Regions from separate parts of the Mus musculus genome. Here region 2 is linked to region 1. A link is a loop called in an ENCODE intact Hi-C map of the cell type or tissue named here. Cell type or tissue: gastrocnemius. All regions are shown on one strand.

What was found. Hi-C counts contacts between places; a loop is a spot of excess contacts. Peaks named below come from ENCODE experiments on the same cell type or tissue, not always from the same donor. Only the 100,000 strongest peaks of a DNase experiment are listed, where the experiment ranks them.
Region 2: it touches region 1 in a loop (9-fold over the local background); 9 of 42 quality-filtered maps call a loop at or near these places.

Annotation. Positions count from the first base shown.
Region 1 is chr1:133,785,935-133,793,934 of GRCm38, forward strand. It overlaps a transcript of Atp2b4 not described here. Among named protein-coding and RNA genes, the nearest start is that of Atp2b4, 36 kb to the left of the region's middle. In gastrocnemius, no CTCF peak of the experiment used is centred here; DNase peaks (open chromatin) are centred at 752 and 3,085.
Region 2 is chr1:133,735,185-133,743,184 of GRCm38, forward strand. Atp2b4 (ATPase, Ca++ transporting, plasma membrane 4) reads right to left here. Exons shown (of 20, transcript NM_213616.4): 2 at 4,730-4,927; 3 at 3,979-4,236; 4 at 3,354-3,479; 5 at 2,806-2,934; 6 at 1,432-1,467; 7 at 1-25. Among named protein-coding and RNA genes, the nearest start is that of Mir6903, 13 kb to the left of the region's middle. In gastrocnemius, a CTCF peak has its summit at 1,246 (motif pointing right); DNase peaks (open chromatin) are centred at 1,258, 1,634, 6,769 and 7,538; H3K27ac peaks cover 1,755 bases.

The DNA of each region.
Region 1 (8,000 bases):
TGTTTTCCTCCTGTGGCTAACAGCCCAGGTCAGATGCATAAAACAGGCAACAGAAATCGAAGGTGCAGTCTCCTCTAGCCTTTTCCACATTAAGACATGGTTCTTAACGTTTCACCATAAAAGTTGGGCCAGAAGTGCCCCCATAGGACTGCTCTACTTATTTCAGAGGCCATCCTCCAAGGCTTAAAAAATAACCCACTTCTTCCATTCAGGTCTTGAGGAATTCAGAGGGCAAAAGTTTCCCAAGAGAAAGCTACTGCCCACCCCTACCCGTATGTTCTGCTCAGTCTTTGTCATGTAGATGGATAAAACCCAGGCTTTTATAAGAGCTAGGCCAGTGTCCTACCACAGAGCTACACTGCAGTCCTGTAGCAGTCTTTCATTGAGCACTTGCTACCGAAGACATCGCTGAACAAAAATGACTAAGATCCTGGCCCTAATGGAACATACACCCAAGAAGAGTAGGACTGAGGATACACCTTAGTGAGATGCTGCACTTGCCTAGTGTGGGCAAGACCCTAGGTTCACTGCCCAGTATCAGGGTGGAGAGAAAAACAGGACAGAACAGAACACTCCAGGGGAATCAGACTCAAGTACCTTTGTTCAGCAGTAGCCCTGAGTAGAAAGGGCACAGGTTTATATGTTAGACAGGCCTGGGCCCAAAGATCAGCACCAGTGTTAGCCAGCCAGATGGCCTCCGGGTAAGACAGGACTGGGTAGCCATGTCTGATTGGGCTCCACACCCCTCCAGAAGGCCATGGATAATGGGAAGACATCAGAGCTCAGCTGGAACCAGCATCTTTTGGCATTTGGACTGAGAGCCTGAGCTAATTTATCTAGAGATCTGGGCTGAGCCTACTGCTTAAGTCTTGTGTGTGTGCACAAGGGAGGGGGGAACCTGCTGTGAAGAGAGTTCTCCAAGGCCTGTGGAGAAGGCCAGGGTTACCCTCCCACACCCAAGTTCTGCAACCTTTCCCCATAACCTTTTAATAAGGCCCCATCTCTTCTTTTTTCTTCCTGCTCTTTTGAGTGAGTGTCTGTTCGTACAACCAGATGCTGGAAGTCAAATCCTATACCTGTCTCAGAAGGTGGTTGTTGTGACATAATGTGAAAGCAGCTGGTGCTTAGTTGACATTCAATAGATGCTGTGGAGCCTCTCCATGCCCCCGTCAACTAGTCAGTCACTCAGCAATAGAAAGAGGAAGCCCTTAAATACGTCAGGTTGCTTTTCAGCCTTTTGTTTTGGAAATATCTTCATTAATCTGTAAAATGAAGACTCCTAACATTGATTGCTGTCTAAGATGGGGAATGTTGAATGAGACGCTCTGAGTTAGCTACTGAACACATGGTTAATAAATTAGCTTGGATTATGTATGCTGGTGTTATTTAAGATGCAACAGACATTGCTGTAGGTTTTGTCTAGGCAAGGGGAGAGGACAAGATGATGGTATTACAGGAAGGGTGATTGGGGGCTGGGAGGTGGGGCAGGGCAGAGAGCTGGGCAGTGGAGAGAAGGGAGTGAAATGGAGATGGAGGAGCACGTGGAGCACAGAGGAGCATGTGGAACACGCACAGAAAGCCTCACAGACACCCAGCACTCTCCCATTTGCACAGTGTTCCTTGCCATACCTAGTACAGCTGTCACAACACTACAGGGAACATAAAGGAAGGTGGCATATATGTTTTCTAGAGGCCCAGTAAGTGTGTGTACAGCATGCACCATCTGAAACTAAATCTACTGCCTCTGCAAGGAGGGTGGAGGGACTAAAGTGCATGGGGAGGACTAGAAGAGAAACAGAGGGTTTCCTGTAAATGCATTGTTTTCTTCCCAGGTACCATTTGGATCCTGTCTGGGTGTCCCAGTGATGTAGTATTTTTGCCTCCGCCTAAGCAGAGGGTTCTGGATGCACACGGACATGGTAAAACCAAAAAAGCCTCTCTGAGCTTCGGGTCAGCCATCCTGGGCTCTTCCTGTATTCTAGATACCACTTTCCTACCCTCAACATAGTAACCGGCATATGGTTTGCACTCACTTCCTGTTTGTTCAATGAATGAGTACACAGGAAAGCAAATGAATGACAGATTGGTTCCATCTACGAAACCGTATTCACTGTCATGTTATGGTGACCCTCAAATCAGGAGGTCACAGGATAATCTGGCTTAGTCAGCTGCCCCGGAAGAAGTAGAGATCCCATATCGTCCATTCTGTACTGCCTCTAATCTCTCACGGAACCTGCACCAAGGAAAAGGCAGGCCTAGGGATACCCAGGCTGGAGACAGGAGGTTCTGCCCATCCCCTGCCATGACGGCTGCTTCCTCTCAAGATCAGTCTGCCCCTTCCAGCTCAGGGCTCCACTCCACACAGAGCTGTGAAGAACAGAGCCTGGCTCCATTAGCAGCTGTGTGGATGAGGGTGGTACTCCCAGGAGCACGGCTCTGCATTTTCTCTAGTGCTAATGACCCTGACTCTCAATAGCACAGGGCTCCATGGTTGTGAGCATCTTTCATCCAAAGTGCTCCTAACACATGATCTTCTAGATGAAGCAATCATTCTTTAGCTTATTGGAATGGCTCCCTGTTATATGTGGAGAGACCCTGGGGCCAGGGAGGTTCAGTGATAAGCAGGGTCACCCGGCGATGACACGGCAGGAGTGTTGAGCACTCAGTGGCAGACTTGGTAGGGAAAGAACTGCATTTTGGCCCTGGCATTGCTTCAGACGAGCCAGATATCCTTGCTTAAGTCTCTGGGTTGTGTTTTCTCCTCTGACAAAGAGGGAAAATGGACTATTTCCTTAACTTCATCCACCTCACAGCCTCTGGTTCAGCAACCAAGATGCTTCCCAGCCCCAAGCCAGTGACCCACCTCCCTGTACAAGGTCAGGCAGCTCCTGGAAGAGCGGATGCCAGCTGTATCTGTCCTAGCATCCTAACAGATGTCCTACGAGGGCTCCCCACAAAGAAGGCTGTAGTACAGACAGCAGGGAGGACATATCAAAATCACCCTAATGGTCCCAGCACCAGGGGAGCAGGGAGATGGCAGCTGCTGCTGAGGCCAGATGCCATCCTGCCTGTGACACTGGTGCTGGCTCAGACAAGGCTGGAGGCATGCCAGCGGGTGGGCACAGACAGCCTCCCTCACCTGCGGAAACATCTCACTCTCGGGCTCTCAGTATCTGCAGTCAGGACTCAGCCACACAGACCTCCCTCTGCCCAACTCCTACACCGTCCTTTCTACCCCCTCAGATCCTGTCTGGCAACTGCCTCCTGCAAGAATTATTTTCAGTTGAGACAGGTCTGGTGGCACAGGCCTGTGATCCCAGCTACTTCCTAGGCTTAGGCAGTGGGACCGAAAGTCCAAGGCCAGCATGTGCTCCAGGACAATTTGGTCAAGTTAGTGAGACCCTGTCTCTAAGTAAAAGATGGGCGGGGGGGGGGGGGGGGCATACAGCTCCGGCAGTAGCATGCCTGCTGAGGCTCTACCTTCAATCTCTAGTATCACAAAATAAATCATTATTCAGGCATTGTGACAAACACCTTTCATCCTAGCATGTGGGAGGCAGAGGCAGGAGGACAGCTGTGAGTTCTTAGCTAATCTGGGCTACCAAGTAAGTCCCAGCCTAGCCAGGACTCTGTAAGTGTGTCTTCCTCTCTACCATAGGTTAGGGCAAAGAGTAGCTTGCTTTTGTTCCCTTGAGGTTCCTTCCATCCTCAAACTGTCAAGGTGGCTACTAGGGACACAGGGACAGTCTTGTGAAGGTGGGTGGCAATTTTTCTTCTCCATGGGCAACTGTTTTGGCCAGTTCTAGGAAGATTACTGTAAGAATTTCAATAGAAGTTTGGACAAAGACTTGGTCAACACACATACCACCTCCAGGGCCAAAAATCTGTATTGAGAAGAGAGGGCAGGCTAGCCTAACAAGTAGCAGCTTACCCAAATGTTGCTAACCCCACTAGCCCACAGCATCAACTATACAACCCCTGATATCCAACATTTAATACTAATATTTAGGATGAACCATAGAAAACTACTTTCTGTAGGTCGAAATGGTTGCATATTTGGTAATTTCCTAAGATTCAATCTAATGGGTCTCTTGGGATTTGTGGCCCTTAGTAAGTCCTTGAAGACTTGGATTTCTCTACCTCTAATCAGTGTTCACAGTTCTTGACACAGCACGATCATGGCTGGGTGTGGTGGATTGAATGAGAATGCCCCTCACAAGCTCACATACGTGAAGGCTTAGTCACTGGGGAGTGGAACTCTTGGATAGGCTTAGAAGAATTAGAAGCGTGGCCTTGTTGGAAGATTTGTATCACTGGGGGTGGGCTTTGAGATTTCAAAAGCCCATGATAGGCCTATTTCTCTGTCTGTCTTTGTCTGAGGACCAGATGTAGCTCTCAGTTACTGACTAGCACGGTGTATGTCTACCATGTTCCCTGGCAATGATGATAATGGACTAAGCCTATGAAACTGTATGCAAGCTCCCAAGGAGATGCTTTTTTTTTTTGTTGTTGTTAAGAGTTGTCTTGGTCATGGTGTCTCTTCACAGCAATAGAATAGTGACCAAGCCACTGGGAAGTATCAGTACTAAGTACTTGCTAACTGAAGTTCTGGAGGTGGGGAACCTATACCCTGTCATTATTTCTAACTCCAAGGGTGGCTGTAAAAAGGCAAAGCTTGCTTGGTTTCCCTTCTTCCTGTCATCTCAAGTAGGTGATGGGATTTAGCCGCAGGCTGTAGCATCTGGATTCTGAAAGTCTACACTTGGTTTCATGGTCCAGTGAGGGGGAGGAAGGCTCAGGGAGATAGCTGCCTCAGTCAAGGTCATACAGATTGCACGAGATCACTAGGCCTCTGACTCCTAATTCTGAGCTCTCCCGCAGGCTCAATGGCTCCTAGAACAAACCCCTCCCTGTCTGCCCATTTTCAGCTTTCTGGCTCCTTCTCCCTCAGGCTCCTGAAAAGACAGAAGAGGAGTTGACGGCAGGATCGTATACAGAGAGAGCCCTGAGTCACACTGGGTCTAGCCCAAGGTTTCCAGGGAAAGGAAGAAGAGCAGCCCCAGAAACTGCATCTCTCCAGAGCCAGGACCAGGCTAGAGAGGTGGGGGTGGCCTCGCTGTGATCTGGGCCATTGCCAGTGCAACCAAGTATAATGTCCCCAGCAAGGGAACATGTGGAAGGCCCTGCTTAGTGTTTAGGGTTTCATTGCTGTGAAGGGACAACATGATCAAGGCAACTCTTACAAAGCTCTTATAAAGGAAACCACTTCATCGGGGCTGGCTTACAGTTTTGGAGATTCAGTCCATTCTCATGACGACATGCAGGCAGATATGGAGGTGAAGGAGCCACAAGTTTTATGTCTTGATCCACAGGCAGCAGGCTCTGATTCCACTCTGGGCAGAGCTTGAGCATGAGTGTGTGCATGTGCGTGTGTGTGTGTGTGTGTGTGTGTGTATGAGGTCTCAAAGTCCGTCTACACAGTGACACACTTCTTCCAACAAGGCCATACCTACTCCGACAAGGCCATACTTCCCAATAGTGCCATTCCCTATGGGTCAAGCATTCAAACACATAAACCTATAGGTCATACCTATTCCAATCACCACACTTAGGCCAGGCACCAAGGCTCTGAGCAGGCAAAACAGGTTCCCTTATTAGACAGAATCACCTTATTAGAGGGTGTGAAGGGGTCAGAAGAGGTCAGCAATAACTTTGGGGCTGTAGGCATATTCCCCCTCTTACAACCTGTGACCTCCTCAAATGGTGAAGCCCCCCAGTTCCTAGGCTTTCTCTAAGCCAAGGCACGGTGTCATCAGGCCTCCATCGCACTGCTCAGCCCACTAGCCTACTCACTGGACACAGAAGTGAGGGAGGTAAGGGAAGTGACTATGTGGGAAGACCCCTCTGGGTGCTTAGGAAAGATGGAGGAAGGAGGCTAGGAATCTGGGAGCCCTTTCTGGGACTCAAAGTCTCTCTCTATCTTAGACTGTTAAGTATATCCAACCTGAAATAATGAAGGAGGAGGAGGAGGAGAAGGAAGAGGAGGAGGAGGGGGAGGGGAGTGGAAGGAGAAGGAGGATGACGCCAACTACGACAACAACAACAACAATAACAACAAACCAACCACAAACCATACAACAACCAACTACAGACACTTCACTTGGAGTCAGCAATTGGTTTTGCCTTGTTTTCTTGTTGGAGTGAGGGTAGACTGAGGGTCCTGCATGTACTAAGGAAGGAGGATTTACCGACTTTTACCATCGTTTTCTCCTTTGGGGTGTATGTGCACGTGCACACACACATTTGTGCTGAACCACTTGAAAATGACATAAAACTACGTTGCCTTAAATATTTGTGCATAAAAAAGATACTATGGCATAAAGCCATATGGTCACTTTTACATCTAAAAATGTAATAGTAATTGCATATCACTTAATATCCAGACTAAAATATCTCCAATTGTCCCAAGATGGCTTTGCAATATATACCCCTCCCCATACAATTGAAATTTATACATTGGGGCTAGGGACATGGTTCAAGGAGTAAGAGTACCGGGTGGTCTTACAGAAGACCTGAGTTTGATTCCCAGCACCCGCACAGTGGCTCACAGCTGCCTGTCACTCTGGTTTTAGGGGATCAGATACCCTCTTGTGACCTCCACAGGAACAAAGCAAACACACGATGAACACACACACATGCAAGTCTAAGCATCCATCCACTTAAAGTGAGTAAAGATAGAAAATTAATAAGAAGCGATTTATACATTGGGCCAGTGAGATGGCTCAGTGGGTAAGGGCACTTGATACCAAATGATCAGAGTCTGAGCCCTGATACCCATGTGGTATAAGGAGAAAAAGAACTCCCACAGCTTGCCCTCCGACCTCCACACACATGCAGAGAGTACACACTTCAGAGCACACATACACACAGATACTAAATTTTTAAAAATGTAAAAAAATATATAAAATGAAAGGTCATACATTACTTATGACTCGACTGTCTCTTTGGTTTCTTTCATTTTCTTATTTTAAAAGATTTGTGTTTTTAAAAAATTCTTGTGTATGTATGTGTACCTGTGTGAGTTCATGTGTGCCACACGCATATGAGTGCCCAGAGGCCAGAGGTGTTACCCTGGTACTGAGGTTACAGGAGGTTGTAAGCCCTATGGCATGGCTGTAGGGAACTGAACCTAGCCCCTTTACAGGAGCAGGGAGCGGTAAGTACTCAGAACCAACTAACCACACCTCCAGCTTTTCTTTGTTTTCTTTTAATGGAAACTGGGTTTTACCTTCATCCTTTTCCTCTGTAGCAACAATGATCTTTTCGTTTACTTTCTTATTTTGTGTGTGGGCAGCCAGGACAGCTTCAAGAAGTGGGTCTCTTCTCCCACCTATTTATCCGCAAACACCCTTTACTTCTGAGCCATCTTGTCAGCCCCCAGCCCCCAATTTTTATATATTACTGACTCCCCCCCTTTTGAGCCCAGGCTGTTGATTTGCATGTCCCCCCTTTCGATGTCTTAGTCATCTCTTTGAAACTAGATCTGGCTAACCGGTTTTGACTAGACCACAGACTGTGGTAGAAATTCCTCTTGGAAGGCTTGGGGAAGTTTTCCCTTCTGGCAGGAGGGGGTTCCTGTCACTGTGAATGCTTGATTCCTTACTAAGGTGACAAGGATATGGTCTTGCTAAAGATAGATTTTCTTCCCTCAGGTGAAGAGCAGTCTGTAAGGAGAGCTACTGTGCTATGGACTGAATGCTTCTGGGTCCTGTCCCCCAAATTCACAGAAGTTAAATCCTGAAAGTGCTGAAATGAGCCCTCTGGAGGGCAGGAGCCTGGTGAATAGGGTAAGTGTCCTAAGAGGCACAGGAGAGTGCCAAGGTCTCTGTCCCCGCCCTTCTCCTGAGGATAGAGAAGTCAGTGGCCTAATCAGGAAGTGGCCCTTGTCTGACTCCAGGTTTGCTATTGTCTGATCTCAGATTTCTGAAAGTCAGAAATGT
Region 2 (8,000 bases), 51 kb before region 1:
AAGGCCACTCCATCCTGGGTCTTTGCTAGGGTAGACACACGGACAGAGCAAGTGAGCAGGCAAGAATATAGCAGTGGATGGCAGGCAGGTGGAAGGCAAGATGCCCTTCTGTCTCTTCCTGGAATGTTCCTTAGACCCCTGACTGGTCCTCACCCATGCCAGACACAGGACTCCACTAGGGCCTTTGGGACATGTCTGACAACTGGAGATGAGGTCGAAGATGCTTCTCGGTCTGGATTTTCTCTTTACCACAACTTCCTGGCATCCCTCAGAGCCACAGGCCAGGTTTATAGCAACAAGGGGATTGATCACACCATGGAGGCCATCTATCCCCTTACTAAGCATCCTCTCTGGAATCCAGACCTTAAAACAGGGAATGTTTACTGTAGAAAGGGATCAAAGGGCTGATGTTTCTAGAACATAAGGGCCCTAGTCTATTCTGTTAAAACCCACTTCCCCCAATCAGGGAAGAAAGACAGATGCTCACCCCACCCCTCCCAAGACCAAAGTTATTTTTCAGCTTCTATAAAAGTTGAAGGACAAGGGAAGAAGGAGGTACAGAGCAGGACCTGAGTTGAGTATTTTGGGGCGGGGGTGGGGTGAAGAATAGAAGCTGCTCTAAAGACACAGAGGAAGGCAAAGCAGAGAGCACGGGCACATCAAACCCAGGATTTCCCCTTTGGAAGAAGAATAAAGAGACCTGAAATTCAAGTTCTTTCTCCTTAAGCCCGGGTGATCCAATATGGTGACTTTATTTCTGAAGAATACTATGATGTGTGTAATGGGGGAAAAACTACTTTAGGAGCCATGTCAAGACTACTTCCTGCTGGTCCCCGTCCCCCTCCAACGTCACTGTTTGCTTAGGAACTCCCTCCTGAGTTACGGTCTCTTCTGTCGGATGCACAAACAAGACGGAGATGGGATGCAGACACAGCCACCAAGAGAAACACAAACCATATCAGGAGGAACAAAACAGACTGTGGTGAGAACAAAGAAAGAAGTGGGCAGAGAGGCAGAGGGAAATGTCTCTTTCCAAAGCCTCAGAGCAGACGAACAGAGAAGAAATACAAACCAGAAGACACCCATGAGGCGGCTAGCAGAGGAGGGTGCAGGGACTGCCTGGCCAACACCTTCCACCGTGACTTCCAACCCAGAAACTGCCGCTGCCGCGGACAGTGAAGCAGAGCTCAGCGCTGAGAAGAGCGGATCGGTACCAAAGAATTGTGGACATTGCTTCCTCAAGCTAACAGCAGAGGGTGCTGCTGTTCTGCCTGAAGCCCACCCCCAGATCTCTGCACCATCCTCAGGATGAGGCACTGGGCCACAGCAGCAGATAACAGATTATGGAGAGGGCAGGGAGGCAGATGGCCTGGAGAGGTCTGGTTTGAGCGTGGCAGGTAGAGATGGAACGTGAGTGGGTGGAGAGGTTACCTTTGTTGCGATTTTCAGGGGCTCCTTGTTTTTTACCTGTTTGAACAAGAAAGAAAAAGCGGGGTGGAGACCCAAAGTAACTAGAATAAAGAGATGATCTGATATCCAATTCTGTCCTTTCCCAGCACAGAAGGGTGACAGTGAAGGAGGAGGTCTGCGGGGCAGGGAGATACTTGGAACGGAAGCTCACGTCTCTGCTCAGTCATCCTTCCTATCTCGATTCAAATGGATCCCTGGGAGCCAAGCATCAGACAGCTGCACACACGGTCATGCCTGAGCTTCTCCTGCAGCTAGGAGGGAGGATGCTCCTGTCTTGAGTCACAGCTCTTGAGAAAATGAGGGTGGGAGTTAGGGAGAGAGAGGCTGGAGATAGCTGTCTGTGGCGAGGCCCTAAAATGCATCTTCAGGTCAATTCAACAGGCCCTAGGCAAGCTTTCTAGGTGTTCAGCTGAGGGCAGCTGTAAAAATGAATAGTTGGGTTCTGAGAGAGTGTTACTCTTTCATAAGCTTCTCTCTACTAAGTACCTCAGATGATTCTCAGCCAAGTGCTAGAAACCCTTTTCTTCCCACAGGAAGAAGGAATGCTCAAAAAAAGGCCTGAGTCTGGCTTTCACATCTGGGTCTCTTTCTCCTGATGTTCCTACCTCAGGAAGAAGTGAGTGACCAAGACTAGGGTAATTGCGGGATGAACATAGTCTCTTGGCTCCCTATCTTCCAGCTGTGCCTGTCTTCAGCGGAGAGCCCACAGTTTCTGTGGGATCCATGTTTTGCTTTAAGTCACTTCCCTCTTAGCTGGGATAGTTCATTTTTACCCCTCAGTCCTTGAGGAAGAAGGGAAGGGAAGAGGAGGACGTCATGGAGGCAGTTTGGCTGGAGCTCTTGCCTGCTCTTTCAGGCTGGGCTACCCCTCACAACCTACCGAAGACACAGGGACTGAGGAAATGCAATCTGACCTGAGGGATTTGAGTCAGGGTTCGATGGTTTTCATTGGTGCTCCTCAGAGACACAAGGTCGACGAGTGTGTGTGTATGCACGTGTGTGTACCTTCATATATGTCTATGTACCATGGGTTTGCCTGGTGTCCACACAGGCCAGAAGAAAGCACAGGATTCCCTGGAACTAGAGAGCTGTAGATGGTTGTTAGCTGCCAATGTGGGGCCTGAAAACTGAACCCGGTCCTTTGCAAGAATATGTGCTCTTAACTACCGAGCCACCTCTCCAGCCTCACAACTGACATTTGCATCTTGCCTAGGAGGCTGGGTATCTGTTGCTTTGTCCCGGCAGACTTTCCTAACAGCTCTTCCGTCTGGATCTGCTCTCCGACCTTTAGTTCAGTCACAGGGATGAGAGAATCTCATTCGGCACGCCCCTTACCTTTCTTCTTCTTGTCATCATCATCTTCTTCCTCACTAGCTCCTAAGAGGGTGAAGATGATTCCAGTCTGGGAGTTGACCCCCACAGCAGTCACTACCATCCGTCCAGAACCTTCCATCACGTGAGTCCCTACAGAAGGGAAAGGAGAAGGCAGAGAGGGATGAGTGCTGTCTGATGTTCTTAGCTGTGATCTGTTAGGAAATACAAACATAAGAGCATGGTGCTCCCTTTTCTCTGTGGATTGTAATTAATTTAGTAGGCAGCAAGAAAAAGCTAGATGAGCCTGTTTAAAACAGGCCAAGGAGACAGAGGTTAAGGTTAACATATTAACTTTATGCCATCCTCTCAAACAACAGAACTCCTGTAACACTTAATGAAAAACGTCTTTCAGGTTACTGACATCCCTGCATCAGGAATAACCACGTTTCTACTCTGACTCAAACCAAGAGAAGAAGAAAGCTTGGAGCCAATAGAGGGAAGAGATCCCCGAACCCTTGACCCTACTATCTAGAGGCTGTGATAAAAACCTGGGCAACCAGATACTATACCCGAGAGCAACATGGGGTCTTTGTCCAGAGTCTTCTTGACATGATCTGATTCTCCTGTCAGAGAGCTCTCGTCAATCTTCAGATCATTTCCCTGGATTAGAATTCCATCTGCAGGCAGCAGGTCACCTAGTGCATAAGGGAAAGGGTGACAATAAGGGAGAACGGGTAAGACTTGGTAGGGGATAGTCATACGGACCTCCATCCAACTCCTCCACTCTACCTTAGGGATGCTCTCCTTATGGTCTCATGAGAATGTCAAGAGCCTCCACATAAAGGGGTAAAAAGGATATAACTCTAGAGCTGCGTTGGGACTCTGTGGCAGAGGGCTTACCTATACTGCAATGGCCCTGGGTTTGATCCTTAGTGCCACACATATCTTGAATCAACACCTTCCTGTAGCCTAAATATTCCATATTTTTACTCCTAAGCCATACAGGACAAAAGTCTGACTTGGACGAGTTTTGGCTATGGCTTTCTTCAGAATTTCTTCCCACAACCCCCTTAAATTCTCACTGACGGGTTAGCAGAGGCTTTCAGAAACTCCCAGCTCCTCATGTCAATGGACCTATTCTTCAGATGTCTGGGGAGGGGGATGTTGTTGGCTAGAGAAACATGGTGCTCTCACCGTATTTGATCTGGGCAATATCTCCCACCACAATCTCAGCCACTGGGAGTTGGATAAGCTGACCATTCCGGATAATGGAGAATTTTTGCTCCAGTTCGATGCGACTCTGCAGCCCCCGGAACTGCTTCTCTTTGCTCCAGTCATTGAAGGCTGTCACGAGTACCACAATGATCACCGAGGCGAGAATGGCCGCCCCCTCAATCCAGCCAGTTTCTCCTTCCTCCTCTTCTTCTGGGCTACTTGCAATGTGACCACAGACTATCCAGAAAGGGAAGAAAGAATCATTGAAACGAGGGAGGTATTTACACAACCTCCACAAGGTGGACAGTCACGAAGAGAGAACAATAGAAAATTAGACTCTGAAGTGGAAGATTTCCAAGGAAATCAGTCGGCTGGAGCGATCTCTCATCATTACTAGGTCTAATTTGTGTTAGCTACTAAACAGCACAAAGTATGCCAATGCAAGTCACAGGATGTGCAGCCAGGCTCACTGCTATTTCCCACAATGCCAATCATTATGGTTGGGATACACTAAGAAGCAAAGGTAAGGACACAAGATGGCTGGTGTTCTGAATAAGGATGTGGTAGGGGAAGGGGAACGGTTAGGAGAATGGCTTACTAGCTCTCTTTTGTAGAGCCTGCTGGGTAAGAAGAACATTTTGTACTATAACCTGAAAACCACTGGTACTTAATATGGTTGGTGGTGTGGAAAGGACTCAGATCAGCCATGGGCAGCAGCTCAGACACTCACTTTCATTATCTCCACCCGGAGGTCGGTAGAAGGACAGGACCAGGGAGATGATGGCTGCGATCTCTAGGATGATGAGCGTGACATCCTGCAGGGCTTCCCACACTAATTCTAAGAAAGTCTTGGGCCTTTTTGGAGGTATCACGTTCTTTCCAAAAACAAGTCTACGCTTCTCCAAATCTGCAGGGTTCCCAGATAGACCTGAAAAGGAGACAAGAGAGAGAGAGAGAGGCAGAAAGAGGAAGGCACAGGGTAGAGTGATATCAGAAGTCAAGTTAAAGGCCTATTTATTAGTTATTTGTCTGTGTGTCTCTCTGTGAAAGTATATTCCATGTTGTGTACACCTGCATGGGCCAGAAGAAGGCATCAGGTCTCCTGGAGCAGGAGTCACAAGTGCTTGCGAGCTGCCTGATGTGGGTGCTACCACCACGATGCAGGTTTTCCTAAGTGTCCGACCAGCAAGACTGTCGTGGTTGAAACCAAGATGTAAAAGCCAGAATCTAGCATAAGGCAGGAGTTCCTTGTCAGCAACGGTGGATGGATCTTTACCGAAAAGAACTACAACTCCTGAGCAGCCCACACTTGATCCTGCATCGAGGCTTTGTGGCGCATAGAACGGGGAAAGGTGGAAAACTAGCCTTGGCAGAGGCAGAGGCAGAGGCAGAGGAGGCAGAGGCAGGAGGCAGAGGAGGCAGAGGCAGGAGGCAGAGGAGGCAGGAGGCAGAGGAGGCAGGAGGCAGAGGAGGCAGGAGGCAGAGGAGGCAGGAGGCAGAGGAGGCAGGAGGCAGGAGGCAGAGGAGGCAGGAGGCAGGAGGCAGGAGGCAGGAGGCAGGAGGCAGGAGGCAGGAGGCAGGAGGCAGGAGGCAGGAGGCAGGAGGCAGGAGGCAGGAGGCAGGAGGCAGGAGGCAGGAGGCAGGAGGCAGGAGGCAGGAGGCAGGAGGCAGGAGGCAGGAGGCAGGAAGCAGAGGACAAGGAGGCTTGTCTTGATAGGTTGACTTGAACAATGGGTAAAAATGGTTAAAAGGCTCACTTTCTTCCAGAGGGCCCTTCTGAGAGGTACCTTAGGGCTAACTGCTTTGAAAGACATCACTGTATGTGGTCTGACTTACAAACCAGTGTAGGGGTTTGTAAAAGACATTAAACAAACAAACAAACAAACACACAAACAAAACTAAGAGACCCCATGTCCAGTTATAATTCCTAGGGCTGCGGAGCAGTGAGCACGTGCTCAACCAGCCCAGTTTGTTCAGGGCTTTAAAAGTTTATAAATGAATACGGGAGACAAGCTGGCCTCAGGACAGGGCCTTTTGTTTCTAGCGACCAGGCTAAGTAAATGTCATCTGTTCCTTGGGGGCTGTGGTGCACACCAAGGCCCTAGCTCTAAGAACAGAAGCACAAGAATGTTCTTGGGATGCACAGGGACTCTTTCCTCAGAGGAGTATGCAAATTCTGGCAATGACCCGAACATGCCGGCTCACACGTGCTTGGGCCAGAAAGAACTAGCTACCTGTTCTTGGTCATGCAGGTGGAGGCAGAGGCTACCCGTGTGTCTTCATTCCAAGTTCTAGGAGCTGTAGATCACTGAAGTAGAACTCTCAAGGCAAGGTAGCCTTAGTTGTATCATCCCTGCCTTTCCATTTCTCATGCAACCCCCAGCAAGCTGCTTTACTCAGTGGCTAAGTACTTGGTATCAACTAGACAAAGTATTGCAGCTCAGGCTGAATAAGAGCCAAGCAAGGTTACGAAGTTTCTAGATACTATACAGTTAATGACGACCAGCATTTTCCCCACTAAAACAGAACATGTAACCCTAACACCTCTCTCTCCCTTCCTCTCCCTTTCTCTCCCAGCATGGGGGTGGGGAGGCAGAATTATACTCAGTAGCTTCCTGAGAATCCTGGCCCCTCGTCTGGAGTCAGAGGTGGTAGGGAAAGCCCGCCTAGCAGTCAATCCAAGTTGGTATTCATTAAGTTGTTCACATATTTGCGACAAATTAGATTTTTTTTTGGCTTTGGCTTTGGCTTTGGCACTGGATGGCTTTGGCACTGGATGCCGTTGGCTGCCCATTCAATGGGTTCCCCCACAGGTAGGGTGGGGCACTCTTTGTCTTGAAAACAGGTCGACAGCCAAGGACACTCAGAATCCGGGGCAGGGATACTCCACTGAGCTTCACACAAAGCAAGGAAATGTGTGTGCCTGGAAGGAGCAAGGACAGAGTGGAGGTCAGGATGTCAGGGACTCCACACTCGCTCAACACAGAGGCCTCCCAACCAAAACCCCCGAGGAAACAGACAGGCTCGGTGTGTGGGCGAACATTCTCTTTCCACTGAACAAGTTGGGGAGGGGGGAGGTCCATGAAAATGGGCAATTAAGTTCGCAGGGAATATGGCCTGCAGGGTGGGAAGTGGCCTCCACTCCCGGGGACTCACAAAATAAATCAGCAGCAGCTGGAGTGGAGAACCTTCTGGCTCTGAGAGAGAGGAGTGTGAGACAGGCCCTAGGTGAAGTCGGCCAGGATGGCATAGTTAGGATCATATTGTGAAGGGTGGGGCTGGAGGCCATTTTCATTCATTAGGAGGCAAGGGACAGGGAACCGTTTGGGCACACGGTGCCTGAGACTATAACCCAGGGCCCTATAACCCAGCAGTAAACCCCTCACTGCAGCTCAGCAGACAGTCGGGCTCCACCGGGGAGCAAAGCTGCTTTCAAAGCTCGAAAAGACTCATTGAGCTCTTTTCCAGACAGTCCTCAGCCTCCTCTGTCTGCCCTGCCATGGGAAGTCAGGTTCCCAGTGGGAAAGGCAGGGGAGGGTCTGGGAGAGGAGTGTTCTGGGCAGGGCATCTGGGTGCCCAGGCTTGCAGGGGCAGGGTGGCCAGGAGGCGGGACTTGCTGATTCTTTGCCCCAGGGGACCGAATAGAGCAGGGCTTGAGCCAGCTTGGGATTGCAGCTCTGGGTGGACAGATCGGTTTGAGGGGATTTTGTGTCGCAAAGATGTAAGATCCACAACACACCACACTGGGAGGGAACCACTCTTCTTCCCTCCTTTTGGTAAGGGCCGGAAAGTATTGCGAGGGCACCCGGGATGTCAGATAGTAAAGACCAGAGCCTGCTGTGGTGACTCGGGCCTGTTTCCTCAGCATTTGAGAGATTAAAGCAGGAGGATGGCCAGCCTGGACCACATGGTGAGCTCCCAGTCAGCCTGTGCTATAGAACCTCATCTCTAAAAACCTACTAAATATCAATTTAAGGGACTAACACCCTTTCCAAGGTGAG